2 separate regions of the Mus musculus genome follow, and region 1 is linked to region 2. Evidence: chromatin loops called from intact Hi-C (ENCODE). Cell type or tissue: heart. All regions are shown on one strand.

Region 1 (2,500 bases), 230 kb after region 2:
TCGCTGCAGAGGCGTTGTCACTCCTGAAACTACACACAGGTGGTGAGTGAGACTGTCCTGTCAGGGAGGTAAGAATGGGGTCTAATGGAATAAGGTGCAAAAATCTTCATTTTTAAGGCATACTAACCTTTTTGTAAAAAAGTAATTTGGGGAGAAATACATAAAAGCTGAAACATAAAATTGATGCAGATTCAAAACAATTTCCCCACTCCAATAAAGGGCAGTAAAGGACAACCCGAAAGGTCCTGTACTTCTGACCTTGGTCCCAAAACAAGGGCCACTCATCTCACAAAAAAGCTGGATAAGTAGTCTGTGCTTTCTTACTTCCAGTAAAAATCCCTGGCAAGTGTACAAGCGGGAAACAGCCACAGATACCTTTGACTGGACATAAGACCGTCCTACTTGTACCATCACACTTGGGTCACCTTTGAGTATCTGCGGCTGGCGAAACGGCTCAGCATTTAAAAGCATACACTGCTCTTGCAGGGAACCTGGGCTGGGGTCCCAGCATTCACATCAGGCAGGTTCATAACTCCAGCTCCAGGGTATCTGATGCCTTTGACATCTGCAGTCACCAGCACACATGTTGTGCACAGACTGACACGATACACACACTCACATGTGCATACACCTACACACAATTAAATATAAAATAAATCTTTTTTCAAGATGACTTCGGAAGGGGTTCAACTGCATGATGATGGATACAAACACATGCTGCTGTTGAAAGCAGCCTGCCATCAAGCCAGAGGCACATTATCTAATTTTGTATTTCTCACCTAGAAAAGCTATTCATAGACCCTAGATTCTCCTTCTATCACATTACAGCCAGAGGACACAGAAACAGTGAAAGGTTTTACTAAATTTTCAAAAGTCCTGTTAATATAAAATGACTTTCCAAAATGGATAAGCCAGAGTGGTGTGACCTGAAAGCCACACAAATTGTTTATTTATGCCTGCTATGTTTTAATCACTGGACTGGTTTAGAGACTTCAAAAAATTAATGGTTTTGGCTATACAACAGCAACTATGTCTCCTATGAAACATTAGCTGTCACATTAAGACAAGGTTTTATCATTAATTATATTGGATTATATAGTTTATATCTACAACATGATTGTTAAATAACCAAATTTCCAAACCATTTCAAAATAAAAATGAAATCAGGTCCCAGCAAGCCTTACATGAATTAAGGATCCATTTACAAAACAGAAAATTAAATGTAAAAAATATAACCTCAATTTAAGACATTTGCAGATAAGACATCCAACACTTTTTTTTCCCATCCAAAAAAAAAAAAAAAAAAAAAAGCAAATGAAAATGCTAACGCAGGTCAATAGTGCCATCTTTTGGGTTGCTCTGTAATTGCACGAAGGCGTCCAGAAACACCTTGAATGCATACGAGGAAGGCACAGCAGATGAGGCAAGTCAAGCTATCAGTCTTTAACTTACATAACTTACATTCAATCAATGTATTAACTACACACTCTTTTTTTTTTTTTTTAGATTTATTTATTGGTTATATGTAAGTACACTGTAGCTGACTTCAGACACTCCAGAAGAGGGAGTCAGATCTCGTTACGGATAGTTGTGAGCCACCATGTGGTTGCTGGGATTTGAACTTTGGACCTTCGGAAGAGCAGTCGGGTGCTCTTACCCACTGAGCCATCTCACCAGCCCCTTAACTACACACTCTTACATGTATTGTCGAACCTCATGTTTGTGTTTACTGAAGTTCCACTGGGTTGAACCCCTCTCTTCAAAGAGCTGAGAAAGCTTTATTGACTGAGTTCTAAAACACCTCTGAGCCAGTCACTGCTGGGTCACAATACTAGTTTTCAAATTCCAACACTAATTCATTACAATTATATAACCATATAGTCATAATTGTTATAAGTAATGCACACATTTCTATACACAATTTTGAAAAAATAATTTTATTCCTTTTACAATGTTTTTATCATACATGTGCCAAAAAAATGTTTTTATTATTAATTAAATTATTACATGACTATATAAACATTAACTGCATTCATAAAGGTATTTACATTTCAAAAATATTAAAGCATGTATTCAAAACAATATTTATGTATGTGACAATGGGGGGGTTCATCACTGAAAACTGCAAAAAGCTTTTTCCTTATTGCGGAGGGGATCTCAGCCTTCATCACTGCAGCCTGCACCTGCCTCACACCTGGCCTAAGTCACAAGAGGCTACAGTGAGCTGTGACGGGTAAGCTTCAAGCTCACCCACTCGAGGATCTGTGCCTTAAACTGATGAGGTCTGTACACCACCTTCACTCTTTTTCAATAATTTCACAAAGTTTTATGAAATCACAACATATTTCTCTAGGACACCCTCAGAGTTCAGGCCTTCATTTCTGTCTGCTAACAATTCAGCTCTCACGTGGAAAGCAGAAGATATGACAGTGGTCTGCCCGTGCCCTTGAATTACTCATTGTCAATTTTACTCAAATTACCATCAGCCAATAGTTCTTCA
Region 2 (2,500 bases):
TGGGCTGGACAACTCAGCAGTTAGGTGCTAAGTGCAGTTGCAGAAGACTGAGGTTCCATTCCCACAACCATGACTGCAGTTTCAGGGGATCCAATGACTTCTTGTGACCTTGGAGGACAACAGGCACACATGCCGTACATGGGCACACACATAAAACATTTTTTTTTAGTCTAAGAAACGACTGCTACAGCTTTCTGTTTGCTTTTCCCTTCCAGGGCAACTCTACCCTCAGGTAGCAGTGGCCCCCAGAGCCATCTGCCTGCCATGTTGGTAGTAAGAAACAGAGACTTGGCCTCCTCATTTGTCTGACAACATCTGTACAAAAAGTAGACACATATTTCCTGTCCCAAGTGGAAAGATCTGCTACTCATAATGGCAGAGACTTTTCCAATCGCCAGTCTAGCTCTGCCAGTTTTAAACCCCAGGTTCTTAAATTTAGCAGCAGCCCACCGGTGTGTTCTGATCCCGAGTCGGCCCCAAGCCGCAGCAGCAGCTGGTAAAACGGAATGCTAATTCATTACAGATGGTAGAACACAGCCTACATTTAATTTATTTACATTTTCAGAAATTTTGGATCTGCAGTGAAGATGTCAGATTATTTTAACAAGTAAGTTTAGCCTTTTTTCAATTTGGTCAATGCTCAATAAAAAAATTAATGTTTATATGTTAAAAATTCTTTCAACAAGCCCAATTAGGCCTCTATTCCCACAGTTTGTATTTTATAAGCTATTTAGCTGGTGAGCCTTTTCTGAATGTCTTATTACAAGCAAAGTTGGAACAAAATTAGGCCTAAACGTTTGCAACAGAACCCTTTCTCACAAGGCATGTTGCTGCCTTTGTGTTCTCTAGCCCTGCCATTCCGGGGAGACTAAGAGTTTAATAAATTGTAAGATTATTAAATATCTCTAGAGACCCCTCCCCTTTTTCATCACTTAAGGCAATGGCGACCAAAATACCAAATCACTTGCTTAATTTTGAATAGCCAAGTACACAGAGAAAGAGTGGCCAACACTCAAAGGCTGATGCGGCGCTGCTGCCCTCTCCTGGACTCGGTGATCCTAACCCCTCCCCACTGCCTAGGAACAGTGAAACTGAGATGTGGAAGTCAAACACTAGGTCAGGTTCAAAGTTTTCCTGAAATTTTTGAACTTAATTTTATTAAATCAAATGTGTGTGTCGCTCTCTCTCTCTCTCTCTCACACACACACACGAGAGAGAGAGAGAGAGAGAGAGAGAGAGAGAGAGAGAGAGAGAGAGAGAGAGAGTATTAAGAGGTCAGAAAGGTTCTCCATGAATCTCCCACTTACTGAGAGAGCTAGGGAGCATTGATTTTCAAAGTCTTAGACTGTCATCCCAATTTCTCAGGGTATATTTTACACGAACCACCACCCACCCCACCCCCATCTCTGCCGCCACTTCAGCTCTTTTCCCTGTCATACCAAGATAGGTCATGTTCCTGGACCCTAGCTTGGCTAAGCTTATCAGAGTGTTCCATCACCTCTGAAATCATTCTCCCATCAACTAAGAGGTTGCTCTCCAATAATTCAAATCTTGCTTTCTACTTCCTTGTTCTGTTTCATCAAGAAACAAAGCAGCTCACTCTAGAACAAAATTAAAATGAAAATACCTTTCCTCTATATAATTTTGTTTCCTAGTATGTCATTCCAAATCTTTAACTACTTGGGGACACCCAAAGCTAGTTTATAGGGGCTTTAGTTATGTACCTGGAAACTCCCTCTAGCCTCAGTAATTAACCTCTACTCCAAGCCCAGCACCCTTCAATCCAGTCTAGATACAATTATACATAACACTAAAGCATGACCTTTCATCCAAGTCCGCCAACCCCAGACCCCTTCAACACAGAATCTGGACCTGCCAATACTATTCCTCATCACTTACAGAAACTGGGCTTCTTTGCTTTCCCTGCCTCCCTTTAGCAACCTCCACCCCTACAATCCTCCTACCACATGGATTCCTCACCATGGCCTCCCAGACACCAACAAAGGCCTGGCCATGAACATAGCTTCAGATTCAAAGAATATAGAAAAATAAATGAAGTGAAGACAGTGTTGAAAAATCACAACACTATACAAAGGAATGCCTTAAAGACATCCACAGAAGCAACTAGGATGCTGGCCCTGGTGGATGTCGGGGGTCAAAAGAACCCTTGTGCCATGATCTACTAACTCTGCAGTCACTGGGAGAAAGGATAATTAAGATCCTGGGCTCTGGTCTACCACTGCTTGGCTGTGTGTATTTGAGGTTATTGAACCTGTTTTTGATTCAGCTTCTCATTTGCAAAGCATGTAAATTACAGTACATATCTGATAGGGTGCCTATGAGATGGCCATTATGAATGTTACCAAACAGAACAGTGCTTGGCGTTATAATAGAGTAACTCTCAGATAGACAGACAGAAAGACAGACAGATTACTTAGTTTTCTTATTTTTCTTTAAAGCTAGGGACCTGTGATTTAAAGAACAAACAAAAAATCAATTT

The links. Peaks named below come from ENCODE experiments on the same cell type or tissue, not always from the same donor. Only the 100,000 strongest peaks of a DNase experiment are listed, where the experiment ranks them.
Region 1: it touches region 2 in a loop (3.0-fold over the local background); 15 of 42 quality-filtered maps call a loop at or near these places.

Annotation. Positions count from the first base shown.
Region 1 is chr13:29,834,035-29,836,534 of GRCm38, forward strand. The region is part of intron 4 of Cdkal1 (CDK5 regulatory subunit associated protein 1-like 1); the gene reads right to left. Among named protein-coding and RNA genes, the nearest start is that of Cdkal1, 20 kb to the right of the region's middle. In heart, a CTCF peak has its summit at 1,362 (motif pointing left); no DNase peak of the experiment used is centred here; H3K27ac peaks cover 717 bases.
Region 2 is chr13:29,603,409-29,605,908 of GRCm38, forward strand. The region is part of intron 9 of Cdkal1 (CDK5 regulatory subunit associated protein 1-like 1); the gene reads right to left. Among named protein-coding and RNA genes, the nearest start is that of Cdkal1, 250 kb to the right of the region's middle. In heart, a CTCF peak has its summit at 1,042 (motif pointing left); no DNase peak of the experiment used is centred here; H3K27ac peaks cover 1,151 bases.